Regions from separate parts of the Mus musculus genome. Here region 1 is linked to region 2. The links are chromatin loops, found by intact Hi-C in ENCODE. Cell type or tissue: heart. All regions are shown on one strand. Each heading gives the region's core, and the rest is flanking DNA. Links, peaks and the distances in the headings are about the cores only.

Region 1 (15,565 bases), core at 3,868-11,867, 80 kb before region 2:
TTTGAAAGGTATTATTGAGCTTGTCAAATAAAAAAAAAATTCTAAGAATCTCTTCTTTAATATACTTGAACTAAATATAAAGCAGTCAAGAGAGATAGAGAAAAAAAAAACCCACATTTACCTAAATTATAAGATCCTACGTAGCTAGGAACACTTTTTAGAAATCCCTTTCCCTTTGTGTTATTGGGGACACAGAGGAAAATAAGACTAGACTCTCTACTTATGATGACTTCAGAAGTCTGTGGTCAGATCTGACCACTGGGATTGACTCTGAACCACACAGAGGTTAGGATTGGCCTGGTACTGGCTCCCCACCATAGGCAGTGCTCTAGGAAATCTCTGCCCCCTGCTCTGCTGGGGATGAGTCCTTAAAGAAAACATTGGTCTTATCCACTACAGATTACTAACGATAGATGACTATATGCAGTGCAAAGATAAATAAGAATTCTCCACAGGCCCAAACAGGCCAGAGGCCTAGGGAATATTCATTGTCACACTTTAAGTATCTGCATCTGAAGCAGAAGTCAAGCCAGACACCTGGGGCCTGGAGCCCTGGTCCCAGTAAAAGGCTGAAGGATTACAAGTCTCCACCTGCTGGGGAATTTGAGGAATTACCAAGAGCAGAAGGTGTGGCTTGGCTGAAAGCTTATCCGAAGGAACTGAGTAAGAAAGCACTACCTTTTCTGGGAGATTCCAATGTGCTTATTTCTGTCTAGCACAGCTACAGCTTTTAGTCATCAAAGGTTGAAATGCAACAGTGTGGTGTTTCTGGTTGTTGGTTGGTTGCTTGCCAAAGTCAACAGTGTATGAACCAAACGGGGCCATTTCATGGAGATCTTCTGTCTCTCTGTGAAGGTAATGAATTCATTCTGAAGTTGTGCTTGAGAAAAAAGCTCTTCATCTTGGAGGACACAAAATCAGTGCCTGATCATGATAGGCATACCACAAGAGTATAACTTAAAAAAAAAAAAAAAAAAAAAAAAAAAAAAAACCCAGTGGGTCCCAAAATAAAGTGAAAATGGACAGGAAACCAAACTGTGGGCTGGAGGGAGGTGAATGGATGTTGTGGGAAGATCTGAGGTGGGGGATGGGTCAGCACTCATTGTGTACACATGTGAAACTGTTAAGGGAAAATATTTAAGGAAAGAGAGAACCAATGAGCTAAGAGATCATCTATTTCTTCCCCTCCAAGCTTATAGCATACAAGCTAAAGAAAACTATTCAAATCACTGCCTTAACTATATTACCATAAAAGTCAGGGTTCATACCTTTGACATATCAGCAAATCCAAGTAGAACACAGAACTTTCCTCTAGAAATAAATCTGTCCCCTCCCATGAGTGACCTATGGATGGGGGTGAGGAAAAACCCACCCGTGAGGTGAACTGTTATTGATTTTTATATAATTTCCATCAAGCACCATTTCCAAGTCTCTCTGAAACGTGTTTAGTCATCTTTATACCATCTTGTCACTATACATTTCATAATAGAAGAAGTCGAACTGATTTTATCATGACACTATATATGACAGCTAGCAGTTAAAAACCTCAGAAGTGGTACTACTGAATGAATTTAGATGGCCCTGCTCATATATATGTTTGAATAATTCACTTTACTCTGCCTTCTATTCCTTAGAAATCCTATACTCAATTTCAAATGTATGAATATTAATCCTATTTTCCAATTGTTCTGGAGCATGAGATTTCATAAACTCACCCTTCACAGAATTAATAACATCCACACACGGTTATGTTGCCTGCTAAGATGCCATTCGGCGTGTATTATTTTATTTGAAGCTCTAGTGAAATGTATTTGTTAGTATAAAGAACTCAGTAACCGAATGAACTATTTATATTATCTTTATTCAAAGAGAGAGTGAATTATCATCCCCAGGGGTATCCTTTATTCAGTTTCTAGAAGTTCTTCCCCTCTTTTCCTTGCTGGCTTCTCTGCAAACTATAAATTGAGGTAGTCATCTCTTAAGAAAGCCTTTCACAGGACTTCTCCGAGCATCTTCCTGGACCCCCAAAGTCCCTGAGATCCTTCCAGGGAACCTCAAATAAAACTATTTCCATGATAACAGAACACTTGACAGTCCTGTCCCCACGTTCCTCTCACCCATTCACAGGTACAGTGTTGCTCTGCTGCCCAAGGGAACGGACGGATGCTCATTCTCCTTGTGTTCCCCACCCCCACTCCCTGCCCAGTTTTCTTACATAATCCGAAAGTTAGCAGTAGGCATTACCCACATTGACACTTTAAATCTTTAAAAAAAAATCTCAGATATGAAAGGCATCCTACCACTGAAGAGTCTGAGATTTGTTTCCTAAATCCTCAGAGGTGCAATACATAGTTTATTTTCTTCCTAGGTACCCTACAGTTAGCCCAGTGTGACATCTGGAGGACAGTTTTCTGGTGTCACCACAGAGACCACAGACCAGGCATTTTATAAAGAAATGCTCATCCCCCATGGCAGTGAAGGCAGATGAATTTAATCTTGTTCCACTGGTACCCATGGAGGCTTTGTGCTATGTCACAGCACTGAAGAGAGCATCACACAGTAACAAGGAGAGGTCATGTCTGCCTGGGGCCCTACAAACCCCTCCATGGGGCCACACCCTCAGGACTTTAGGAACCTTAACCTCCCCAAGACCTTATGTCCAAATATTATAAAACCAGCCTATGAAGCTAGGGATTGGTTCCAGCATGAGTCACTCAGCATAAAAGATCCTCTATGTTCCCACAGTCTACAGCCAAGACGGCAAGAAGCCGGAAAACATGGTAAAACTTATCCTTGATCGGCAAGCTTCTTCACATCTCATCAGTCAAGGCAGATGTGTTCGTGTATAAAATAGGCAACACGGATGCACAATACCCCAGCATGTCTGGGAGACAGTGAAGCAATTATCCAGGTCGACTAACGATGGCAAAGGCTACATGTGCTGTCAGCTCATCTCTTTCCACAATGATCCAACACCACTGCTAACAACCACAGGGGCTGCATTGGCTCTCAGCTCCCCACTGCCTGTCACTCACTTGACAGCTATTCACCTGCATAAACTCTTCTTTGACCTCACCACACGAATTTCAGGAAACATGGGAATAGATTTTGTTTGGCTGTGACCCACACAAGCCTACACGTTTAAGATCATTTTCCACAAAACAATAGGGAAACTGTAAACAAAATAGTAGTGAATGTTTGCCCACATCAGCGTAGTGCTATTGTCTAACATGGGCACTTTGTATACTTTAGCAGCCTTTATTTGACTACTGTTTTTAACAACCAATTAGACATAATAAATTGTGCCATAGACAAATCGTTCAACCTTTTCTGGTGACCAAGGTCCAGATAGATTAAAAGAAATTAACATTATGTTTAAAGAATCACTTTTGTTACTTTTGATCTGTGTATCTGTGTGAGTATATGTATGTGCGTGTGAGTGCAGTCCCCAGGACAGCCTGAAGAGGGCATCAGATCCCCTGGTGCTACAGCTACACACAGATGTAAAGCTGTCCCCCATGGGTCCTGGGAGTTGACCTCTCGATCTCATCAAAAGCAAGCCACAAATGCTCTTAATCAGGAGCCGTCTCTCCCTCCCAGAAATTAACATTCCTGTCTGAACTGACTCATCTGGGCCAAGTAACAAAGTCGTCTGTCAATGCTGGTGAGAGCCAGTGACCTCCCAGCTGAAGGCTACACACTGTATCATTTTGTTTCCCAAATAACAAGCATTGATTGCAATGCTAGAAAGGTCACTTGTCATCAGCTCAGTGGTTGACCTACTGGCAAATTGTATCCTGTCACTCCCCAGGACTCCAATAAGTTAAGAGACACTTTGTTTATAGAGAATAATTAGGGAGGTCACAGTGTTTCCACAAGGTGTGAGATCCCGGGATGTTTCTTGTGTTCAACAGCATAGGCAAGAACAAACAAATGTCATGAAAATAAATGACGAGTTGAGGATTTTAGAATTTCCCAAAACCAAGCCCAGGAACTCCATTTTTTCTAGATTTAAAAGCATGGGATCAGACACAGCCTATGTCTTCAAGTCTATTAGTAAGGATGAAGGTGTTGGATACATTCTCTAAAATTGGCAATGTACAAAAGACAGCGTTTTCAACACTGGAGCTGGAGAGATGGTTCACTTAGCATGAAGACCTGAGTTTGAATCCCCAGCATCTGTGTAAACACCAGGGGATGATGTCATGCATTTTTATCCCAGCAACAGGGAGACAGAGAATAGGAAGTACCCTGGGGTTTCTGGCCAGCCTGCTTAGCCAAGCCTAGCTCCAGGATCTGCAAGAGACTGTCTCAAAAATAGAAAGTGGAGAAGTGATTAAGGAAGTCACCCAATGGCAAACTCAGATCTTTACAGAAAGGCACACAATGTGTACATGCATTTGCCACACATGAACACATATACACAGAAAGAAAGAAATAGTTCTATGGTTAACAATTAAAATCATACAACTAAGGACCAACCCCTTGAAGGACAAATTTTCATTGACATCACCATACAAGCACTGCTATCTGTATTAGTATGCTACCTCAGGTATGTGATGCGGACACTTACTGCCACATAATCAGATGTTTGAACTTGTCCGCCCACCAGATAGAGGCCCTATGATTGTCCAGCAGACAATTAATTAAATAGCCATATTTATTTCTCTTCCAACCACTTAAGCTTCAGAACACTGCATTAAAATATAATTTGTCACTATCTAGAAGAAAGTATCGGTTAACTAGGCATTAAAGTCCACTTATTTAAAATAATGATCTGCATAATCATTTCCTAGAGTTTGCCAAGAAATAGACAGGAGCTTTCCTATAGTTACTCTTCCTACTCTGAAGAGGACAGAGACACATGCAAGTACAAATTCAAAAATAAAACTTCCCAATCCCCATTTTAATGCACTTTTTCCAATGTGTCAGTCAGCCAGCAAGGTATCTACTGACAGGATATGTTATACTTGATATGTCTACTGAGACCTAAGACCAGATCATGAAGGACTTGTCCTAGTTTACATAGTCCTAGAATTATATCCCTGAAATTAGTTGCCCCAAATTGGTGTTACATAAATCCCCGGGCTCCGAGGAGCCTCTCTAGCAGTGACCAAGAACGGAATCACAATATGCTGAGAAAGGGAAGCAAGCCTCAGCTCTCACTGTTTGAAATGTAAATATTTTTGTGCAGTTTGACAGCATTTGCCTAAAATGCATCCGTGGATAAAATTCAGGTCGGCAAGGTGCACTGCCAATCCGACCCAGACACGTGTTCTTCTCTTCCCTCACATTTACACTGCTGATTGTAATTCAGGAAGGAGTTCAAAAGAGTGGAAGAGTAATTAAATTTATATATACTTCACCTAGCTTTAATAATTGTTTAGATGCTCATATTGGCAAGTCTGTGTCACACACATGCATGTATGCATGTGCTTACACACATGTTTTCATTTTTTTTCCTTCTGCACAGAAATACTCATGATCCTTCAAATTTGCTATAAAATCTCCTAAGATCACTAAATTCTTACATATGTGATTCTTTCTTCTGTCTTTATTTTCCAGTCAGAGCTCATTATGATGTCTTTGATACACTCGCCAGAAAATCTGAGTTGTCAGACAGGGGAGACCTTGCCATGCACTCCTGACAGCCTGGACCCAGATCCCCGGGACCCAGGTAGATGTGGGACGCAGTGGTCAATGTGTCACCTGTAGTTCCGACACCTCACTCTGCAAAGGGGATTGCTGGAAGATTTCAGCCACCTAGCCTGGCATCTACAGTCTTGGACAGGAGAAACCCTGTGTAACGAGGTAGAGAGAAGACCTACACCTAAGGTGCCTGCGTGCATCCCGATGTACGCACATAAGTCACACACACAGGATTGACAACCTGAATCTCCATCTTCATGGAGCCGATGCTCTCTCCTTCCTCTGCCAAAGATCAGCAATCAAATCATCTCCCTGAATGGCTTCCTGCAGGGACTCGGGAGAGTCTCTGACAGTGTTTCCTCAGATAGCTGGGGGAATAATGTACATGAAGTCCTGGGTTCAGATCCCAACACCCACATAAAAATGGGCACAAGAATGTGAGTCCCAGGGTTTCTTGTGCTGGGGAAATGATCTTGCAATTTGTTTAATCCCAGTTTGTGTTTTCTGCTAGGAATATGCTCAAATACGAATGGAGCTATTTCTGAGTCCCAAGTCATAACCTACAGTCCTGTTCCCCCACACTTAGTCAGAGTAGGCTTTACCTCTTTTTTTTATAAGTAGGCCATGTTTAGCATCAGCCTTTCTCTGTAGAGCAAAAAGGTGGAACAGAAAAGCCCTTGCCACTCTCCGAATTCTCAGTGTGCTGTTCTGGAGCCAAGTATAACAAGCGAACCATCACCCAACGTCTCTGATCCTCATCTCTCTCTTTCCTCGACTTCTCTACTCAAATGCTGGCTCCATTTGCAGCATCTGCCACATTTGGCCTCTCTGTTTATTCTATTACTTGGCCTCCCATCTCTCTGATAATGCCATGTTGGATAATTTTACAGGAAATTAAGCAAGAAGTAAAACTATTACAGTGCTTATTTATATACAGAGGCAGATTTGTATACTTTGCGGCAAATATATTAAACAAACTTAATCACTATTCTTATGTTTTGTGAATTTCCAAGTATCCAAGACTGGAATTTAGAAGAACTTTGATGGAAAACACTGTTGACTGCTAAGAAGGCACTGTGGTTACAAACAATGCAGGCTTCCACTGGCCCAAATGAAACAAGTTAAGCAGCAAGCATTGTTGCACTACTGTATCAATCTTAATCTCTAAGGCATAGCAAGACAGGGTCAGCAAAATAGCAACATTATCTTAGCTTCTTTTCCCCTGGTTATTATGACACACTCTGAAAAAAGCAACTTAAAGGAGAAAGACTTTACACTGGCTTCCAGCGTTCAATGGGGCAAGTCTTCAGATAGAAGTACATATCCTGGAATAGAGGGGAAATGGAGCCATTGCTGGGGTGGGGGAGGGACAAAGAGGAGAATTGCAAGGTTCAAGTGATCAGATGGGGAAGTGAGAACAGTGGGGTGGGGTAGGGTGGGGTGGGATGGGGCTCTAATGAGAGAAGGACCGAGATGAGTTCAGAAGAAGAAAGGAATAGCAAGAAGGATGTGTGGGAAAGCCACAAGGAACTATCAACTACCTAAAAATGTCTGCAATACAGGTAAGTCAGCATATAAATATATGCATATACTTTAAATAAACTTTGCCCATCTAGGCTGTCAAGGCTCCCTTTCAGAACCAAAGACCAGCTGACAAACAACAGACATGAGAAGCTCTTTTAAGATGGTGGCTGTCCAAGAGACTCCCAAAACATTATAATGTTATATATATATATATAACATATATAGTAGTATATATACTACTGCTGTTGTCTTGGTTTGACACCTCTGTCTCCCAGAAGTGAAAGGTGAGTCCCTATGGCTGGAGATGTCATGCTCTCAGACACAGCACCCAGAGATCCTCAGCAAGAACTGACTTGAAATCTTACTCCCTGAGGTCTAGGTTTCATAGTATCCGGAGTATCCACACATAGTTCTGAAGGAGGGAAGGAATAGTCTTCCCCAGCCTAACATCTACAAGCCACAACAACCACCACTGTGGCACAATAACCCTAAAGGGTGCGGTAGTGGCATGCATACCTGGGTGGTAACCAACAGCTCTCCAACTGGATTTAAGACCTCAACAGGAGGGAAATCAGGCCCCGGTATTAGAAACTTAATGAACTACCTAAGATTAGTGAGAGATTGGAGAGATCCTAACTACAATCACTACTCTAACCAAATCAGCATAATCCCTAACTACACAGTAAATATTTCTTAGACCCACAAATGAGTGTAATCCTCACCAACACCTCATCAAGGAAACTCTCTTCTTAACAGAAGGAAACCAATACAGAAAACCACAACCAATCAAAACACAGAGTTGAGATGCCCCATCCCAAAGGATACATGTACACAATGACATCTGCCTCTAAGGCTCAGGGATCATTGAAATAGGAGGAGCCAAACATTTTTAAGAGCCAGAGGAACAGGTAATTTACTGTGACATTGTGTCTCATAGGAATGTCAGAAGCTAGCCCATAAAGTCTCACCAACATGACTGCCTCGGCATGGGCTGAACAAGGACAACAACAATGGACATGCTAAAGTGGGCAGGGTAAAGACTGTGAGGCCCCAGTACTACACACAGGCAACTAAAAAATTCTCCAAGTGGTAGAAACAGTTATTCCCAGGGACGAGAACACCAATTAGTTTACCAATACCAAATGATCACACATAACACTATGTAGACCTGAAGAGTGTACATATAACATTATGTGTATAGCTCTGAAACACACACATAACATTATCTAGACCAAGAAGACTATATTTATTTATTTAGAAATACACACACACACACACACACACACACACACACACACACAGAGCTCACCACTACTACTACCACAACCACCACCACCAAAAATAACAATTAGTGAAAAGAAGTGGCCATGAATTTGAAAGGGAACAAGTACCCTCTTCTATGTGAGAAGTTTTGGAGGAAGAAAAGGGCAGAGGGAAATGGTCCACTATAATTTCCAAAGGAAAAAAAAAATTTTTTTAAGGTCAAAATGGCTAATTTGATGTTTTCTATATTTTACCACAATTTCTATTGGGCAAAAATCCAAATCATACATAATTCAAAGACTAGGCAACTCATTCCTTTTCAAATTAATAAGAAATATGATCCATCCCCTACAGCCATATCCAAAATCCTCATGTAGCCAGAACTGTCACAGTTACACAGTTACGCAGCCAGTGAGGGCCACTGCGAGAGGACCACTTACTCACACCATGTGTGCACGAGGCAAACAGAGCCAGGTGTTCTCCATCAATCACTGAGTTAAACCTCTGGGCTGTCTTTATCGCCATCTCTAACTGTTTCTCTCATTCTGTAACTTAGAAACTACTAACAGGACACAGCCCTGGACATTGTATTAGGATTGCACTTCAAAGTGGAAACTCAGTCTAATTCCCTCCTGGTGACATGAGTTTCATGAGGGATGAAGAGTGCTCTTTGGAAGTCACACAATGGAAGGCTTGCATGGAAGAGTCAAGGACAAACAAACCCCTTTCCACATCCTGAGTTAAGTGACTAGGACTATCCAGACCCAACTACAATAATCTAAGACCCAACACAATCACTATGTTGAGTCTTATGATAGAGTTAAAGCTGGAAACAAAAGAGAATCATGTCCCACAGACAGTGGCATGTGCACCTTGACTTGCCACCACAGTAATAAATGTTACTACTCTCAAAGGCTCTTTTCAGATTCTTATAACTCTATTCAGAAATCTCCCAAAAATATTTAGGTTATATTCTTCACTTTATGTCATTCAGAAAGGACAACAAGAAGTTGGTACAAGCTACCTATATTATGGAGCTGAAGGCAAGCTGAGTGATGCATTTACACTAAACTCCAGGAAAAGAAAGAAGGTAAGTAGGGAGGGGTAAAGAAAATGGGAGGGGGGATGGAGGAGCAAGAGAGGGGTGAGAAGAGGAGAGGATAAAGAGGAGCAGGGAAAGAAAGAAGATGAAGGGGGAAGAGAAAGACCAAGAGTAGGAGGAGGAGCAGGAGGAGGAAGAAGAGGAAGAGAATAGGAGGAAGAGAAAGAGGAGCAAGAGGAAGAGGAGGGGGAGCAAAAAGAAGAGAAGGAAGAAGAGAAGGAGGAAGAGGAGGAGGAAGAGGAGGAGGAAGGGGAGGAAGAAGAGGAATGGAAGGAAGAGGAGGAGGAAGAGGAGGAGGAAGGGGAGGAAAAGAGGAATGGAAGGAAGAGGAGGAGGAAGAGGGAGGTGGTAATTCTTTTACATTATACTGGGCTAGGAATGAGGCTGAGATTCTGATATGGAACATAGATTTTTCCCATGGCCAGTTCTGAGGCAGGTTCTTAATATCTCATCATTTTCAAGGTCTTATATAATCTGCCATCATTAGCCCTGCAAAGATTACCCATTTGTTCCTGCCCCCAACTCATCTGGACCACTTGGCCTCCATGGCTTCCTGGCCATGCCTCGATTCAGGTCTCTATTCAGTAGAGACCTACCATTTCCATGATGACTCAAACCTTACCCCAACTTTAGGTTTTGTTCTTGGCCTCAAGTACTGCCTACCACTAATTATGTTCTCACTACTTATTGGTCAAGTGCCTGTTTCCTCTGTGGGTTATAATCAGCAGGAAGAAAGACTCAGCTGCTGGTCTGCTGAGTGCCAACCCTACACAGAAGTCATTCTACACACAAATACAGCTGTCCCTGGATATACACATGGGATTTATCCCAGGACCCCTCAGTAATACCCACATTACTGATGTTCATGTCCTCTATATTATAAGGGCTATAATATTTACTGTGCACACTGTCATTTTATGCATGAGTTATAATAACCATCAACACATACATGGTACATAAACAGCTGTACTTTATTGTAGAAGGAAAACGAGAAGAAAAAATACCTCCATAGGAGGCCTGTAGAGATAGTTCTATTTGAATCCTGTCTGTCTGCAGTGGGTTGAACCCACGAATATGGAGCCTACAGATACGGCAGGCTGACCATATATGACTGAATAAAGGTGGTATAAAATTAAGAAATTAAGAACTTACAAGAGGGCCTTGTGAAGGGACACTGCGGGCTCTTTCGGGGTGTACAGACAGTTCCACAACAGGCAATTTTCAAGCCCACTTGAAAATGCTAAAAGATGCCCTAGTTTGAACACCTATGGCCTGGCCCACATGTTCACCTTTACAAGGTCATCCAACGACGGTCTGAAAAGCAAGGGACCTGCCTCTCTAGATTTCTGATTCCTGGGGGGTAAAGTATGGAGATTGCCACCTCAAGGATCAAATTACCCACACCTCAGGGTTCAAGTGTGTCAACTGCTAGAGCCATCTGATTGCACAAGCTTACTTTGTCTGATGAGAGAGACTGCCCATTGTACTCACCTATGATGTACACTCTTTCCTTTCCCCACCATTCCTTCTGTTTTGTTTAAGGGGCAAAGCAAACCCAACCTCGTGCTGCTGCTGAGTGCGAAACCTGATGAACGGAAGCTGACGTTATCTTTTAAACATTTAGCACCTCACCCGCTAAACAAGAGCAAACACGCTTTATAGCACGTGACCTTTGATCCATCCAGTCAGACCTAGAATGGAAGGAGGAGGCGCTGAAGATGCATCTCTGTTCGGCTCACCAGACAATGGCTGGTGCGAGGCAGGTGTTTAATTCACATTTGCAGAGGGGCAGCTGACTGAAGAATCGGTGAGATAATTAAACAAATGTTTGAATAATCTGTGACAAAAGTATTCCTTGCCAGATACACACAGCGACTCGAGAGGACAAATAGCCTTCCCTAGTTCACAGCCATCCCTTTCATTATCCACAAAATGCCACAGAAGACCCGGAGTGCAAATAAATAGAGAGGCTGTCCCCAGCACGTGGAAAATATGCCTGATAGTGGACCCAACGAGAAAACTTCAATTACTCTGCCAGTCCATCATCCTCCCCAATGTGCAGCTGATGCTAAACAAATACGCCTAGTCATTTTTCTATTTTCTGGGTCATCACACTAAAGCTGTCTATCACTCCTCTGCCAGGCACTTCTGTCTCCCTGCCTTGGGTTGGGTACCACAGCCACGCTTCAGGCCTGAGTCACTCTGTTTCCCAGCATCATTTCCAACAGGTAAAGCCAAGACAAGAAGGTCAAAGGACGTTTCTATGATTGAAAGCCATACTTCCTGAGAGCCAGCTGTGTAATTTCCTCCTCCCCTGCCTCCTACCTCCTGCAATGGGGCCCAAGTCAACTTCATAATAGTTGCCTTAGGAACTACACCTTATAAATAAAGTATCTTAAACAGTCAGTGTGGATATGCATGTAAATTCTGTGAATACCAGGTAGTTGTGCTTTGAATTTACTTTAGGATAAAGAACTCCTGCAGACAACTGTATTGTTTTTATTATATATCAGTCACTGATCTCATTCACAAGATGTATATTATTAATAATAATATTAAAAGATATTTAAAAACTAAATATCAAATTTTAAAAGATCTGTTGTTTTAAAATTGTGTGTGTGGCGGGGGGTGTTGCTTTTGAGTTTTGAGTGCAGGTATGTGGGAGGTCCTAAGTAGAATTTGAGTTGTGGACAGTTGTTGCAAGGTCCCCTATAGGCGCTGGGGATTGAACCCAGGTCCTCTACAAGAGCAACACAGGCTATCCATCATTCACTCATCCCTCCAGCCTCCTCAATATGTCTGGTTTCTTAGTGCAGCCTTCTGAGAGAGGCTGAAACAGGAGCATAACAAGTTGGGGTTTACATAGAGCCACAGAGTGAGTTCAAACCCAGCTCGGATAACTTAATGGAAGCTTGTTTCAAAATAAAAGGATAAAAATGTCCCGCAGGGGGAAGGGGTATATCTCAAGGGTAGAACATTTGCCTAACATATAGAAGGCCCCAAGTTTGCTCTCTAGCACTGCCAAAAAAGTATTTAAATTAAATAAATCTCTATCCACTGTTTAAAACTAAAGCAGTAAGCTACAAATATTATATAGTAAAAACTTATAGAAACAAGGACTATTGTTCCGCCCTAGGTACATATTCTGTGGTCATGAAACACTTCTTAGGACAATGCCCTATGTGACACTCACAGGCTGTGACTTATTCTCTCAGGCCAGAAGCTGCAGTGCTAACAAAATACGCCAGACTCAAAGTCCCTAGGGTCAGAGTAGCAATCTTTATGGTACACATTTAAAATTCCCCTCAGTGCTAATGAAGATCAATTCGTATGAAATAAGCCACGCAGTTACCAGCAAGAGAATAGTTAGCTTGTTCTACCCTTCAGAAAGCCATTAAGGTACAGAGCCTACTACAGAAGCGTCAAGTTTAAATGCACAAAGTTACATGATACTTGGTGTTCCCCTTTAACGTGTGATTCCAGAGAGATGCTACCAGCTCAAAGGAGAGACCAAGTCAGTTCGGTTAAAGCTCCAGACCGTGTTCACTTTTCAAAATGTGGTTATTAATAACCTCACACATGGAAGATTCCAAGGAACAAACTCCACCCTTGACTTCAGAAAAGACAGAGTAACATCAAGGCCTAAATCAGTGTAGTACTTTAGGCTGTCAACATTTTGAAACTCATTTTGATGGGCTGTTTGCTAGCAGGAACCACAGTAGCGCAGCCAAGGCTGAGGCACTAGGAGTAGAAACACAAGCAGTGGCTGGAAAACCACAGAGACTGATGGTGAGAGGAAACAGGAAACCATGCCATGGCTAATAGTTATAAAGTGACTACAGGAATACAAAAGATTCACAATCTGAAACAGCCTAGGTCAGGAGAATATACTGCCCCGGTAACAGTGAGAGTGAGGGACACAGGTCTGTGCACTCATCTCTGTCCCAGCCATGAAGATCTGACCATAGAGCCTAAGCTGCCATCCACTGTTACCCTGAATGGCCATAGCTGTGTGACAATAAATCCAATGGATGCTGAAATTTGAAATTCGTATCTCCAAAATACTATTATTCTTTTAAAAAGTTTCCAGTCACTTAAAGATGGAAACACCACTCCTAGCTTACAAGCCGTATTGAAACAGTCAGGTGGCTACATTTGACCAACAGGGTAACTGTTTATCAAGTCAATACGACATCAGTCTATATGTAGCAGAACAAGTAACATAGGTGTGAGAACAAATCCAACTGTATTGTTTAATGAAGCCTTAAAACAACAAACTGATATGGCTAACAAAAGCCACGAGGTTCTCTCTGCCATTCATTGACCATAAGAGATGTTAATAGTCTTATAATTATATTTATAGATTTACTATTGTGTGTGTGACATGTATGTGACTCTGTCTCTGTCTGTCTGTCTGTTTCTCTCTCTCTCTCTCTCTCTCTCTCTCTGTGTGTGTGTGTGTGTGTGTGTGTGTGTGTGTGTGTGTATCTAGACTTCTAGATTTGAGTTTGTTTCTTACAGTGAGAGAGAAGAGAATAATTTTCTGGAGTTGTTTCCTCCTTCTATCATGTGGATCTGGGTATTGAACTCATGTTGTCAGGCTTGGTGGCAAACCTCTTTTTCATCCAGTGAGGTGTTTATCTTATGACTCAGAGTCAGCACATGCTGAAGAGGATTCTGCAATATTTAGGCTTCTTGTAGAAGCATTGTATCCAGTATAAAGAGCCACAGTAATGGAAGCAGATACTGCATGTGAACAAATTACAAATTGGAGGCTTAGGGAACAAGCCCTGTGGTAGATGAAGTGCTTGCCTAACACGAGTGGTCTTGGTTTCCATCCTTACTGATGTACAGCATCCAGAAAGGCACAGATTCCATCAAATGAGAAGACAGACATGGCATCTACAGTGACTGTGCTTGCATGGACAGATCTACCAGCCTAACTTCCCACCATCTCAGCCTCTCTGGATACCAGTGGACACCTGGGGCAGTGGCAAGGATAGGCTCAACTGCTCTCAGGGCAAGGACTCTCCTTGGGAAGGAACAGAGCAGGGAGGAACAGCCATGCTACTATCTATCAATCACAAATAAGAGGAGAAAGGAGATTTAGAGTGGAGCTAATCAAGTAACTCCCGAGGCAGCAGTGACAGGCAAATGCTCAAAAGAAAGAGAAAGTCAGCAAAGGAGAAGACCATCTGGCACCAAACAAGACTTGGAGAAGCTTTAGTAGTCCCTGAAAAGCCACAGTGCTAAAGAGATTATGGCTCCTGACTTGGAAATTATAAGGAATTCAGGGAAGGAGAGAGAAGACCACAGTGGTCATCATAACTGTTAAAGCTTATTAAGAACAACATTAGATTCTACCTCATGCTCTGAAGGTGCCTTTACAAGATTATACACAAGATCTAATTACTGCTGCATGTAGGCACATTAATGAAAAGCTTTACATTCTTATATTTTGTAAAAAAATTATATATATATGCTTTATCTGAAACCTAAGCTTCAATAATAGGTTTTTAGTAGTTTGAGGCCCTAGTGGCATATTCATTAGCCAATTTCGATAGGGATTCTACAATTCTAAACCTTTAAAAAGACTGCCAAGGTCACAGCCTGAAAAGAGGGTCCCCTTAAAATAGTCAGGCACCGCTGTGACTAAACCAGTCATGCTCTTTCTACTTTTCTTTCAAAAAAAAATTCTGACTGATGCTTAGTGAGGTAAGTAGTTTCTACTTAGCGTGAAATTCACTAAGCACTTCGTGGTAGGGGAGAGGAAAAAACCATCCACGCAGTTTTTCTGCATCCTCCAAATGCTTTCAGGGTCATGATCTCCCAGGACAAGAGAGCCCCTGAGGCTCTGAGGCTGAGAAAGAAGGTTTGATTCAAGGTGCTGGAGTTCCATCCTTGACACGTAACTCCAGAAGAGACATCCAACTGTCCCCACACCTGCTGTTTGAGAAAGGTCATCTGGATGATGTCCACTACACCCAATGATACAGAGAGTGGACCACCACAAGAGTCTTCAAGAGA
Region 2 (15,565 bases), core at 3,826-11,825:
AGAGCACATTCTGCCTGCTGCTATCTCCTCTGTGTATCCCTTCACTAAGTCCTTATCTATCTGACCTTGGGACCCAGGCTCCTTACACTAAGGATGGCAGAGGCATGGATAGGCAACAGGTGGGGTAGGGCGCTATAAGTTGGGGACATGGAAAACTTGTCATTTAGAGGCCAGATATTGCTACCCACATGGGCAACAGCTGTGAATCCAACCAGACCAAGGTGTACTGATAGATAGCAGGCTAGGCTAGAAAGGGCTCCAGAGGAGAATCAGGGGCTTGTGGACTGATGTAAGAGGGGAAACAGTTTGGATTTTCCTCTTTGTAAAGGATCAGAGTATCTAGAAGAATTCAGCCACAGGTGAACAAAGCCAGAGTGAGTCTGTGTCTTGGAGAAGGTGACAGTGTGTGTGTGTGTGTGTGTGTGTGTGTGTGTGTGTTAGAGAATGGAACAATGTGGGTGTAAAGAGCAAGTCACCAGGAAGCCCATTTTCTCTTTCTGCATCAGCCCCCTGCTTCATCTGCTATAGACAAGAACAGGCATCTCAGTCATTGAGGTCTGCCACTCTTAGGGGGCAATGAACATGTATTGTGTATCAATCTCTTTGTAAACTATGACCATCTATCAGTTTTGCCCAAAAATATCCAACGCTGGTGAGGAAAGAAGCCACCTACTTCTCTCACACAGTGTGCTTGTTCACCTCCAAACACCTCAAATGCCCTCACTAGAGGAAGGTTCCAGCAGGGTTGTGTGAGCAGTGAAATGTGGGATGTCTCTGGCAGCCCCAGGGCAGGTGCAGAAGAGACCCATGAGGTTTACACAGCTGCCTCATCGGATGGGAGACGGAAAGGGTTTCACTGATGATGAAAGAAGAGCGGGGGGGGGGGGGGGAGGGGCAGCTGGAATGAACAGAACGTGGAATCCATTACGCCTAGAAAGAAATGGGAACTGTCAGCCTTTCCATCCAGAATTAGAAAGCTGGCCCTAGATCTGGCACATCAGTGACATCACTGGCAAAGTTGCTCAGCGTACCCGAGGTGACACAGCTCGGCAACTTATGGGTGCCGTTCTAAACACTCTGAAAGTCTCTGCTTTTATAGACTTAACAAAAAACATCATCGTTTATTTATTTCATTCTTGTTTTAAAACAATCACGCTCACAAAGGGAAGAGGGAATAGTGAGATGGGAGGATATGGGGGGGGGGGGAGGAAGAACACCTGACTACTGAGCAACTTTGGAAGGTGGGCATCCACCAAACACTTTCGTGAAGATGCTGCTGAGATATGCAATTCTGTTGAGTGCCAGAAGGGGAGGGATAAATAATGCGTTGTCATAGCAATTAGTGGAGTTGATTGGCAGGGAAGACAGACAACCTTCCCTGAAGGCCAGGAGACTCTCAGAAGATACTCCTGTTTGAGTGTCCCCCCACTACACTCGGGATGGAATGTCATCTTTGTTGGAAACATTAAGAAGATAGAAACAGTCCAACCAGGGTACTTGTAGAGTAGGGACTTCAGGAATAGACGGCTAAAGGATGCCATGGAGCCAGGCTCTGATGCAAAGGGACCAAGGCTTAAGAGCAGAAACGTGTAACAGAAGGTTTTCGTTTACCATAGGATGTCATGTGCAACCCCAGCAAAGTGAAATTCTCAAACAGTAAGACAGGATGGAAAAGTAACCTCACTTTGCAAGCATGGCAGAGATGAGTGTCCCACCAGCAAAGGTGACCTCAGCAGGTGCAGCCTCTTGGCCTTGAACCTGCAGAACTGAAAACTGACTAAACCTTGCTACTTTATAAATTGCCCAGTCTGTGGGAGAGGGGGGGGGGCAGGCAACAGAAAATGGGCTACCCAGGAGATGAAAGCCTTTTTCCAATAACTGTAACAATAAATATCATTTGCTAATAGCCAAGAGTATGGTGGCAACAATATTGAAAAGGTAAGGGAAGAAAATGGTTTTTCTTCTCTGAGTTCCTAAATGCTTAGAGTACAGTTATTAAGAGTCAGAACCAAGTCGGAATTACTGTGTTGCTCCTTGATGCCTTAGCCCAGTACCATTTATGTACACAGTAATTTTATAATTAAAAACATGATTAAAAAATGAGCACTCTTTTCCCAGTCCAGAACCAACTTCACTGTAACTGGGAATGTTTACAAAGTTGCTGAGTGATAAAGGGAAGGGTTGGATGCAGGGTTAACTGGGGTCAACATCAGGACCTGCGGGTGACAATCCGAAGGCCTGTCTCTGAGCAGTCTGTGTGTTTACTGTCCCCATCAGAGCAATGAGAGTGAGTTGGGTATGTTGGTGAACTTCTTGAGATGTTTGGTTTGGATTTCACTTTCGTGGTTATTTGCATTCCATCCAAGAAAATGCAAGCAATCTCAATGGGCTTCTGGGGCGGCCTCCCTGTGACCTCTCTCCCAGGAGGACTCCCATACATCCGGTGCTTCTCAGCTCTGCTCAGAATACCACAAAGTCCTCAGTTGGTTCCATATGTGAAGTGATCTAAAATGCAGACAGAATGCAAGGAGACTTGGTGGTTTGAGAACACTAAAGAGAAGGAAGGTCCCAACAGACACACACACACATACACACACACACACACACACACACACACACACAAATTGCAAGGACCCAACAGCAGCCTGAAGGAACACTCACCTCTGCCATGTTTAGAAAGTGTGGTTAATTTTTTTCTTCTGTTTTATTGTTTGAAAATTTCATACATACTTGTGTATTTTGCCCTAATCTGTACCCCCTTCTTGCTCTCCTCTATGAGTCCTCTAAATGGGCCCTCCCCTATGAATCTTCCCCATGAGTCCTCCCCTATGAATCCTACCATGAGTCCTCCCCTGAGTCCTCCCATGACTCCTCCCCATTAGTCCTCCCCTATGAATCCTCCCCATTAGTCCTCCCCTATGAATCCTCCCCATGAGTCCTCCCCTATGAATCCTCCCATGAATCCCTCTCCATGAGTCCTCTCATGAGTCTTCCCCTATGAGTCCTCCCTATCCCTTTACAACCACTGTCCTCTCTTCAGTGAACTGGCTGAGTTCACTTAGTGCTGTCTGTATGAACGTGGGTATAAGACCATCCCTGGAAAAAACCAAGTACTCCTCTCCCAGTCATCAGGTGCCAATACCGTCCCAGCCAGAGGTGGCATCCCTGAGCTCCCTGCTCCAGCTCAGATTTTGTCTGCCTTGACCTTGTGCCGGGAGAGCATTCAATGGTGGTGAGGGAAAATAGAATACAAGTGAGATTTTTTTTTTCCAAAAACTGATTTAGACTAAGTTTTCCTCCAAATTGACTCACATTCAAGAGATAGTCGGGAATCTGGGAACAAGGCTCAGTGCGGTACAGGGATTGCCATATGCATCTGACCACCTGAGTTCGGATGCTCCAAAACCACACAAAAAGCCAGAAATGATAGTATACACTGCACATGGGCCAGGTAGCCTGGCACAAGAAGCACTGGGCAAACAGAGTGAGATACTCTGTTTCAGAGAAGGCTGAAAGTGAGGAGCAACACCCAATGCCTTGTGACCTCTGCATGCATGCCATGCATGTGTGTGCTCAAACATACATGTATACATGCATAGACACGCAACAAACGCATGTCATAAGACAAACACAAGTACGCATACATAAAGATTTCTTTACATTTTTAAATGATACCATTGACAAATACTTAACTTGTTACCACAGCAACATACAACAATCTTAAATCCTTAAAGTCACAAACTGGGTCCACAAGACAGACGCATGGAGAGGTGGGGCCTCTTTTAACCTCCTGTTGATGTTCTGAACTGGTAGAACTAAAATACATTTCATTCCACTTCAGCTGAACAAAGGACTGTGTGTGGCTCATGGCAATGTGACTCTGAGCAGAATAAGAGCTACATTCTTATTAGCTGGACAAAATTCTGCCCAACGCATTATTGTCGCTTGCTTATTGATTTTGCTTCTACAAGTGTCTGATGTTCGGCACTGCGTTCAAAAAGAAGAGAAATCCACCAACAGCTTGCTTTTCTCTTTTGCTGAAACATAGACAAACCTTACCTGAATTTTGTCACCACTTAGGAAAAGGACAACCCCCAAAAACTCATGACCTCAGACTTCAAGCTTCTTAACTCTGCCAACCCACTCTCTGGTTTAACCTTTCTTAGCATTTTCTTTCATTCACTAGAAAAGACTGCCTGAAATGTATCCCTCTGTTCTCAGGGCCTCCCAAGCTTCCTCCATACCGGCTTCTGCAGTCCTGGCCCTCACAGAGAAAAAGGAATAATTAAGCAGGGGCTGCTTCAGGCTCCAACTAGCAGCCCCACATGATACAAGTATTTCTTTCCATCACCACCGTTAGGCATGATGGAAGAAGAAAACCTACGCTTTTGAGTTGTGTGTTCTGGATGTGGCATAGCTCATAGAGGTTCATGATCTGGGAGCTTGGACACAGATACACAGCAATGTGAAGAGGTGACAAGGTGGGGAGGAAGGGGTCTGATGGGGGGCAAGTAGGTCATGAGCCTTTCCCACAGGAAGGGCTTGGCGCCCATCTGCAGCAGCAGGCGAGCTTGGGAGTTGTGTGAGCCATATGTGGCAGCTCAGCCTGCTTTGTCAGCCTCCTCTTCAGTTTCTCTTTCTGTTCCTCTGTCATATTCTAATCTAACACTAGCTCTCAAGAGAAGCCAAGCAGGAGCAAGCACAGAACGGAATGCCAGGGACAGTAAACCTTGACTGTGTGTTACAATACCAGTCCTCTACCCACCCAGAGGATCGAATTCCTTCATCTTCCTGGGGTCCTGTTTCACCTTTTATGGGAATTCCTTTCTAATTTGGCTACCTTTGAGAAGCACCAGGGCTTCAAACACTCCATATACCAGCCATGTGGACATCAACGGAGCAGGAGTCTCTGCGTAGAATCCATGTTTGTATGATCCCATGTTTCCAGCTTGCGTTCACTGCTGGGGCTTCCTCCCCGTGTTTCTACATTTTTGAAGAACAGGTTTAAGTCTGTGTAATTCTCTACTTGATGAAACACAGCCTTCCTCATTACTAAAGTAAAAAGCAGCCAGTGTGGACAAGGATGTTGAGAAAGATCATTTGTGTATTGCTGATGGAAATGTAAATCAGTACACTCGTTCGTGACCCAAACAAAACCAACAAGATCGCCCATATCATCCAGCCATCTCATTTCTGGGAAAATACATACAAAGGAAAAGATCCCAGTGCATTAAGGAGACAACTGTACTCCATGCTCATAGCAGGTTTGCTAGCAATGGAATCAACCAGTGTCCCTTGGTAGATGATTAAAGAAAATATGGCGCACATTACATATTGGGAAAGTATTTAACAGTGAAGGACAATGAAATCTTGTTATCTACATTAACTGAACCTGTCTAGTGGTCATGATGATAAGTGAAACAAGCTATGTTCAAAGAGAGGGAAACAAACAACTAACAGTAACAACAAAACATGTTCTCACTGTTAGGTAAAAACTACACTTGTTGAGGACAGGAAATAGAGAGCCCACGAGAGGTCACTGGAGGTTGTAAAGGTGGGGAGGAAGAGGAAGAACAGGTGGGTAGTGAGATGGGAGGAAGTTACTCCCAGTGTTTGACATCATGATACTATATGTAGATGTCACTACAGCATGACCCTGGGGAATATGGGTTCACCGTTTGTGTGTATTTCAAACAACTACAAGTGCTTGGCAGCTCTGTGTTTGATGTTGCCACCATGGAAATTTGAGTGTTTGAGGTGATTGGTGTTTTGTGTCCACGTATAGAAATGTCACATCTTCCTCATGAGTGTACACCATTGTGTGTCGGTGAGAATGGGCGTTCACAGGTGGGACTGAGGGAGGCTCTGCAGATACACATGTATCCGTCCGTACCTCCTTCACTGCCTTCAGCAGGAAGCACGCGAGTCCTGTTCTTCTTGACCACTGTTCACATCAGGCAATTGCTTTCTGCTGGCCTGAGGTGCCCAGAGACTGGCCGATAATGTATTCTTTCCAAAGAGTTTTGTTCCCAGTAGATAGTGTAACCTTTGACCTGCCATGTGCATACAAGGCCATATTTTTATCAGTAGGAATTTCTTCTATTATCTCATTGAAGGAGCAGGGGTGGGGCAGTTTTCATTCTTTTCCATTGGGAAAACAAAAAAGCAACCTTTTATCATCTTCACCACACACACACATAGACATATATACATCCACACACACACATGTGCACACACATACACATACATACATACATATGCACACACATACATACACAATACACACAGACACACACATACATAAACAATACACACATACATATACACACATATACACACATATCCATACACACACACAAACATGTACACACACAAATACACACATACACACACATACACACAAACACATATACACATACACACGTACACACATATACACAGGTACACACACATTCACACCCATTTACACACATACACACCCACAAACATACACATATGCACACATGTATGTACACGCACATACACACAGGCACACACATAGACACATACATATACACACACATACACCCACATATACATACATACATGTACACACACACATACACACATATAAACACATACACATACAGACAAGTATACACACACATACACACATGTATACACATACACACACACACACACACACACAAACTCACACACATACACACACATACATATACACATACACACACCAGTTCAGAGCTCTCTAGGCCATGCTCTGTGCTTCCTTTCTGAGGCCTGCTTCTCTGAGTTTTCATGTTTGCTGTATCTGGGGTCACTGAGATGGTTTTTACCTCCACAGTGGTTTTAGCTTCTTTACTGGGATGAATCAGTTCCCTCTCGGCCTCCTTTATCTTCTCTTTCTCTTCACCACATGTATCTTTTCTTCAAACCCTCTTTTTATAGAGCCCAGTTATCACTATGCCCTGAAGGCCATGGAGAAAAGAATTTTTCCTAGCTTGTGAGATAAGGTGTCTTCTGACTTGGCCTTTAGTGACCTCCCAGCCTCCCTTCTTCTTATGACTGTTCCCTGCCACGCTCAGGCCAGCTGTAGGCAGAATGCATCCTTCCAGAAACAAGGGACACTGTTCCTGGCTGTGGAACAGGACAGAATAAACATCACAATCAACACTAACCACCAATGTCCTCCATCCCCAAGTCCTGCACCCAGGGAGGATTATATATTTTACAGAGTAGAGCTTTGGAGTACAGGCCCATGGGAATTCCTCCTGGCCTCCTTCCTACCTGACTTTAAAGAGTCCTTCACATTTAGCAGCCTGAACTAAGTATGACAGAGGTGCACGGTCACTACAGTGGATAGTCAGACACTCAAGCTGGGTACAGCTCCCTGATATTTACAGGGACCCTGGGGGTGTTCAGCTCACAGCTTACCAATGGCAAAGTGCTTCCTCTTCCAACACCATCTAATTTGCATATGATGTAAAAAGGAAATGGAACAAAACGCCTTCTATTGATTAATAAGCACAAATAAGTTTTCCACCCATACCAGTGACTATTCTGGAAGTGCTCCACTCATTCTAGTGGCTATGGTGGAAGTGCTCCACCCATTCCAATGACTATGCTGGAAGTGCTCCACCCATGCCAGTGACTATGCTGGAAGTGCTCCACCCATGCCAGTGATTATGCTGGAAGTGCCCCACCCATTCCAGTGGCTATGGTACAAGTGCTCCACTCATTCCAGTGGCTATAAACTCCAGTATCTGATGAACTTATGACTTCAATTTTTAAAAAATTCTCAAAAGATGTGTTTGTCAAGTTATGGTTTTTACTCCTTTCTTAATTTTTATAATCCTGAATAAATTCAGGCTGGGTGACTTAAGGAGAGATAGTCTTCCCTAAGGAGATTATCTCAATATTAGCAGTAGAGCCAGGGAGTGTAGCACAGTGGTAGAGCACTTGTCTATTGAGTGAAAGGTCCTCAGTTCCCAGTACCAACGACAATGACGATAAAGACGAGGACAAAGATGATGAAGATAACGATGTTGAAAAGATGATGATGATGGTGGTGGTGGTGGTGATGATGATGATGATCCGAACCCAGGGTCTCCAACACAGTGAAGTATAGACACTATTACATTGACCACTTGGGGGCAGGGGTGGTATTAAGGTCATATCTGGTCTTCATTTACGTTTTAACTTTTTAACATTCAAATTCAAGTCTGTTTTTCTCTTCTCAAAGGCCGCCGCCCCTCCATTTGATCACAATACAAAATGTAAAACTACAATGAGCTCTCAACTATATATTTAAATCATCCACAAGTACATGACTAACTTGCAAAAACACAAGATTTCTTTTGGGAAACATAACACAAATAACCACACCATGTAGTCCATATCATTACATAGTCTATACGTCCAACTAAATAAAAATGACCATAAGCATTTCCGTCATGTGACCCACAGTCCAGGCAGAAAACAAACACTTCAGTTAAGTGATTATTCTCCTTTTTTTGTCACAGAGAGAGATACAATGGGTAACGGCTAGGTTGAAATCTCTGAGAACTTGGGAGTTCTGAAGTCAGGAAGGAGGGGAGGGGGGAGGCCATGGCACCAGCTAGAGGTGGCAAGGCAGGAAATGCAGGCTGACAAGGACCCAGAGTCTGCAGCGAGATCCTATCAAGTATTTTTAAATTCAGTTCCGCACAAGTCAACTCAGTTTTGCCTGGAGATTTTACTAGACATTTAGCTGGTGTGTGTATAATTACTTGTCTCTCAGAATTGGGAGTGGTGAGCTGGAAGCAGTCACGGGAGATGTGCACAGGGTTTGAAGATGGCAGTAAACAGAACACCTGATGTACAGGGTAGCAAATATGTGTGGGGATGCTTCAAAACTAAAAATTTTGGTCGCTACTTCCACATGTATAAGAAACATACTTTATTACCCCTGGTTTTTACTAAAGTATTAAAAATAAAATGTTATCCCTGTATACCCCTGATTGCTAGCTACCTCTCCATCTTTCCCAGGATTTGCCAAGGACCAAAGTAGGAGTCTTAAGCATGCATGAAAACAGACATCATCAACTCACACAACATACCACAAGCATGTGATAATTCTCAGAATTCATTGGGGGGGGGGCTTAGCGCCCACCATTAGGCCTGGAGGGCAGGCTACTTTCATAAATGTCTGAACCTGGTTTTTTAAATGGAAATAATGCTAGCATAAGTACTATCGGAGTTACATGAAGTTCGAGGCAGGCCTGGAGATCTCCTGGCAGGAGCCAAGGTTTTTGAGGCAGCTTTCTGTGTATTTCCAGAGCCTTGACTGCCAACTTCATTGCTCGCCCAGACACACCTCCACTGAGTCATTGCTGAAATGGGGAATGACATTGCCATTTGGTCACCATTTGAAACTCTTCCTCAAGTCTATAGTCTGACGTCACAACATCCAACACACTATAACGAAGTTTATACACTAAATGTGGATGTTTTAATGAAAGCAAACTCTGTGAAACCAAGAGAACAGATTCTACATAAGCCATCTCCTCATCACGCATCTAAGACTGTCCTATTGAACATCACGGCACCAGGCACTGAGAACATGAATGTGGCTAGTCCAGTCTGAGCTGCCAGTTTGAGTCACTCTGAAACCTTGAGGCTCAGGTGTAAATCAAAGCAGAATATCTTACTAGTAAATTTTGTATTGATGAAAGATTGAAATGACAAGGTTTTGGGCTCATTAGATGAAATAGTTTATGCAAATCTTATTTTGTAAATGGCTATCAAAATGTTAATTCTAGCTTGTAGCTCACCACCACATACTCTAGAGCAGTGATTCTCAACCCCCCCCCCCCCCCCAATGCTATGATCCTTTAATACAGTTCCTCATGTTATGGTGACCGCCCCAACCATAAAGTTATTTCATTGCTACTTCCTAACTGTCATTTTGCTACTGTTGTGAATCATACTGTAAACATCTGATATGTGATCCCTGGTTGAGAGCCACTGTCCTAGTGGGGAGGTTCTGTGGTTTGGTTTGTTTCTAGGTTTCTTGTTCTGTTGTATTTGTTTGTTTTCTCCAGCCTGCTGAACTGCAGCCCTGGACAGTGTAGCTTCAGACACCCAAGTGGGAGGGATCTATGAGTGCACTCAACCAAGCATCAAAGCTAAAACATCGTCCAAAGTAGCAAACCTCCCTTCTCAGTCTGCCTCTTCCAGGGGAGGGAGCATTGCGGATGGCCAGGAAGATTCTCCAAAGCAAAGACTTAACTGTGGGAAGCCACATACGCCATTACAAGATGGCGCTGGCTACTGCTGGCCACCCCTAAGTTCCGGTAAACAACCAATGTGCGCATGTGCATAAGGGTTTCGCACCAAGTCACAGCCCATCCCGGGGGTATGTAAATGAGGTACTGAAAGCACGACCAATCAGGTATAGACACACCACTCCTAGGCCTATATAAGCAGCGCCAGTTCTGGGGCTCAGGGTCTTTCGCCTTTGCTATCAAGCTCTCCCAATAAACGTGTGCAGAAGAATCCTGCAGTGGCATCTTCCTTGCTGGCGAGTCAGGCGTCCACACTTAACTTGCTGCTTTCAGATCTATCTTTGACATTTACCTCTTCCAGAAACTTCCTCCGCTGTGACATATTTCCAAGCACTCTGCCCCATCATAGTCACCCTCTGCTTTAGCACATGCTTTATAAACTGGTCACGACGCTGCCATCGCTCTGGAAGAGCAGCTTACAGAAACAGGTGTGCGAATGGGCAGAGACTTCTAGGAGTCCACAAAACTTTGCCAGGAGGAACACAGCAGGGCTTCAACACAGAGCAGGCCACACACTCAACACTCAGCGCTCATGCCCGTCTGGGCAGGTTGCCCTGGGTTGCTCCTCCTGCTGAGCTAAGATATAACACTTGCCACAGGATTGGTGACCACAAAGATGTGGTATTGTTGCTTGGTTTAATGTCAACTTGCCACAAATTTGAATCACCTCAATAGAGAACTAAGGTCACATCCTGTTTGCCTTAGCTGACATGGGAAGACCCATCCCAACTGTATGTGGTACCTTCTGCTAACAGCCCAGATACAAAGGGTAGGTTATTTGCCTTGTGCTGGCATGGCTGAGTTGGAAGACGCCTGTAACTGCTGCTTCTGATTCCTCCACTGGTATCAGAATCAGTGTCTCCAGGCTCCCATGATTAAGGGCTGGTGGCTCTCTAGGAACCCTCTAGTTCTTCAATATCAAATTAGGGTTGCTGAAGCACCCCAACTAAAGGTCTAAGCCAAGGCTAGACTCAACCTCTATGGTATGAGGCAACTCTTGTGACTCTCTCAATGTAAGCCGATTTGAGAAATGCTCGTAGTGCTTATATACTCATATCTGCAGTTCTGTTCCCATAGAGAACCCTGACTAATACAGGCGGGGAACGGCTAATGTGCTGAGAATGTCAGTGGTCCCCTGCCTAATTCTAGCCCTAAGCAACTAATTCTGGACTGTGTTAGTGAGTTACTTGGCATCTTCCTACCCTTGTGTTGGCCTCGGTGCCTATTGGAAACTCATGTTGGTCACTGAGCCGTCACAGTGTGGAACTTGGCTGCTCTTTGGGAGACCCAAGGACAGCACCTTTAGCTATGTACTGAGGAATTTCGGAATATGAATTCATTCATCCATCCATTCATTCAGAATATAATTATAGAGCTCAGCTATGTGCCAGGTATTGTTGGATTTGCTGAATATCACTGAACCAAAGAGACAAGGACAGCATTTAATGAAAAGGTAAGTTATGTACCCTTCTAGAAAATGGTACATGCTGAACACACGCACAAATTTCACAGGTGGGTAAGTTCTAGGACTCTGGTATAGGATCAGCAGGTCCTTGGATAGACCAAGCTGAGCCTGCCAGAAGGAAATATCTCCTCAGAAATCATGGTGGGCGAGGACTTAGCCTGCCTCCAGGAGCACAGCTGAAGGATGCGGAAGCAGGAACTGGAGAGTTCATCTGGGACACCCCCACTCAGGAAGGGGGACTCGAAAAGTAGGAGGAAACGGGCAGAGAATGACAGCCAGCCAGAGGTCATGGGGCAGACTTGGAGATTACAGCTTTGACTCTACGAATCCCTTGCAAGTTTTTAAGGTGAGGAACGATGCATTATGTCTTCTGAAAGATTTGCTCTATTCCTCTTAGGAGCAAGGTCAAAAGCAGATATCTTTAACTAATACATGTTAAATACTGTTGTAACTAAAAACTAAACAGTAACAGCCAAGAGGGGATAAGTGTAATGGTCCTTTATTGGAACCAGGGACAAAAGGCTGGAAAAAGATGTGTTTCAACTACCCGACAGCAAGGCCAGAGATGATGCCCTTCTGACTGATCATGTGTGAGCAAAAGCAGGTGTGGATGGCATGTGGCAGCATCCACAGATGACCCATGGCAGTCCACAGGTGCTGTTGGGACACCGCAGCCGTCCTTTGGTGAAGGACTATAGCAACAAGTGTGACCTTCCAGCTCCAGGAAAGAAAAGGAATTCCAGCAACCACCTAAAAGAAAGGGTGAAGGCAATTAACCTGCCACTGCTGACCTGACTCAACACTCAGTCTGGAGACAGCCGCCATGCAGCTCGCCATTACGTTGGCTCTGCTACGGGAGGATGAGTACGAAAAGAAAAAGAGTCGGCGGTATAAATAAACATTAATACAGAGCTAATTTTCTTAGTTCTCATTTCACTGAATAATTATACCTTTGGGCTAACATGCATAATATAGTAAGTAGCATGCGGTTTATATGTAGCCCAGCAAGTTGCTGTCCTCGTTATGCAATCGTTTGAAATCATTTCAGGGCAAACTCTGCCTGGAAAGTGACTTCCACGAAGATATCCTTTCCCTGAGAGCCTCCTAGATAGTTTACTAAGCGTCTCTTTAGGTTAACGGGAGCTGTTCAAGAAAGGAGTCTCAAAATATTCTCTATGAAATATCTTCAATAATTCATTAAAGTTCTAGCAGGCCAAACTCTCTCTTTTTTTCTTGGCTTGCTATGCAGACTGATGCAAGAAGCCTTCAAGGAGCTGAACGCCATGTGTTCCCACACACTCGGCACCTCTGTCCTTAGTGAGCATAAGTAGAGATAGCCTAGCCTTTTAGAAGAAACATTGTTACAAAATAATCCTTTTGTTAAGACAGAATTCAGTGTAGGTGTTTGGAGATCTAACTTCCCTAAGGGAGCTCCCTTCCCATTAAACTGTCTCCATTTTTAGCTGTTGTAATAAGATGCCAACTCAAGCATCGAACCATTAATCCTGAGAGTTGACCTGTTTTGATAAGTCTCGCTGAGCACGGATCATGGATTATCTAGACCTGACTGGACCTCTTCATTTTTCTTGCTTCCTCTGTTTTCAATGATACTGCGGGATCGTCATAAAATGGTAATCTAATTACTCCCAACTATTAATTATGCTCATGATTAATTTGAAACACCTGACACAAATGTAAGCCTGTATTCTGAGAGACAACACACAGTCTTAATGAAATTCTAACACCTGAAACTGCTTGGCATCGTTATCAGTCAAGTAACTACGCTTAATTTCCTCTCAGCTGGGCATGTTAATAGAGTTGGTCCCCGGTATTATTTACTAAAAATGTGCTTCAGTACAAAACAATTACAGTGCATCTAATCTGTGGCCTTGAACCACAGACTCGGAGCCAGCATCAGCCTCCCAGGCAGGCCAACCCCTGAAAGTCATTAGTCTCTGCCTTTGGCTTCCTCCCCTCCTTGTCAAGTGCTCCTTTTCTTGAATCTCCAAACATAAATGGTTTATAAGCCTTTTTTTGCAAAGCTCTATGCAAATGGCTTATGCAAGAAATAGTAGAAGGCATGTCTGTCGAAGGGAGTAAAGAAAAGCAGGTTGTTTGGGCGGCTCGAGTTAATGTTGAGGGGATAGGGATGCAGGATCAATCTGGGGGAGTTAGGTGGAGGACAAAAGTAATGATCAAAACACATTGTATGAAATTCTCCAAGAATTAATAAAAAAATATTTTTAAACACACGAAAGATTTACAGTACCCGATAAGTGGAAAGGAAGGACAAAGATTTGATACAAAGTACCAGAACAAAATAACCTGCTGGGTTCCTAGAGGAGAGCCTAGACCTACCAGGGTGAACACAGCTATTGGTTCCTAGAAGAGAACCTAGACCAACCAGGGTGAACACAGCTACTGGTCCCTAGAGGAGAGCCTAAACCTATCAAGGTGAACACAGCTATTGGTCCCTAGAGGAGAGCCTAGACCTATCAGGGTGAACATAGCTATTGGTTCCTAGACGAGAGCCTAGACCTACCAGGGTGAACACAGCTATTGGTTCCTAGAGAAGAGCCTAGACCTACCAAGGTGAACACAGCTATTGGTTCCTAGAGGAGAACCTAGACCAACCAGGGTGAATACAACTACTGGTTCCTAGAGGAGAGCCTAGACCTATCAAGGAAAACACAGCTATTGGTCCCTAGAGGAGAGCCTAGACCTATCAGGGTGAATACAGCTATTGGTTCCTAGAGAAGAGCCTAGACCAACCATGGTGAACACAGCTATTGGTCCCTAGAGGAGAACCTAGACCTACCAGGGTGAACACAGCTGTTAAACAGCTCTGTGGGTGGAAAGGAAGCACTGTGAGGATGACCCAGGCCTTTGAACCTATCCCTTAAAACAGAACTATGACCCATGCATGAGGTTGATCCAGTGTCTCTCGGACAAGACATCATAAACTTCTCTCTTTTTGGGCTCAGTCATGGTAGAAGCTGGAAGGAACCCAGACCTACCTGTGAGAGCTGATGTGACTTCTGTTCTCTTCTCTGTCTGTCTTGCAATCTCCCCTTTGTGAGTTAGACCCATCTTTGTTCCAGGAATTGAAGCAGAAGAGGAGAGGAAGAAAGAAGGTGGGAGGGGAAGAGATAAAGGAAAAAATGCACAGGGGAATGAATGTGAAAGTCCACAAAGACTGAAAGATGACAAGTAAAAAGAGAAGTTGAAACCAGAAATAAAAATGCCCTTATTCCAAATAAAACACTCTTAATTAAATAAAATGTATATTAATGACATTTCTCTAAGCTATTTTATGATGACATGTCTTTCTCCTAAGATGGAGCATGGTCTGTCAAGTACTGTCAATCAAATTATCGAAATTTTGACTCCAACAGACAATTGCCAATTATGGTTCATGAAATATGAGCAAAAGTTGAAAAAAATTATTCTGTAGACTCCTGACTCAAATATAGGTGGGGTATGCATACTAAAGTGTAACTCTGAATATTCTAATTTTAGATGCTCAATTAATTTATGATATCTAACCCACCAAATGAGCTCACTAGAAGTTAGAGTGTTACATAATTTGTTCTCAAAAGCTTTGAAACACTATTATGCTGAGCTTATAAGCATAATAAATTTACATGTTAAAAATAAAATGCACATTAAAATATCTAATAAAATATCTAGTAGCAGCTGTGAATGGAAGTCCAAGGATTTAGCAGTTGCTCAGTCCCACAGGGCCAGCAGGCAAAGGGGAGAGAGAGAGAGAGAGAGA

Evidence for each region. Peaks named below come from ENCODE experiments on the same cell type or tissue, not always from the same donor. Only the 100,000 strongest peaks of a DNase experiment are listed, where the experiment ranks them.
Region 1: it touches region 2 in a loop (2.0-fold over the local background); 2 of 42 quality-filtered maps call a loop at or near these places.

What each region holds. Positions count from the first base shown.
Region 1 is chr17:67,175,395-67,190,959 of GRCm38, forward strand. All of the region lies in intron 2 of Ptprm (protein tyrosine phosphatase, receptor type, M), which reads right to left. Among named protein-coding and RNA genes, the nearest start is that of Gm52313, 110 kb to the right of the region's middle. In heart, for the core only: no CTCF peak of the experiment used is centred there; no DNase peak of the experiment used is centred there.
Region 2 is chr17:67,255,592-67,271,156 of GRCm38, forward strand. The region is part of intron 1 of Ptprm (protein tyrosine phosphatase, receptor type, M); the gene reads right to left. It overlaps Gm52313 (a long non-coding RNA gene), which reads right to left. Exons shown (of 2, transcript XR_003952394.1): 2 at 7,841-14,877. Among named protein-coding and RNA genes, the nearest start is that of Gm52313, 27 kb to the right of the region's middle. In heart, for the core only: no CTCF peak of the experiment used is centred there; DNase peaks (open chromatin) are centred at 7,640 and 10,850.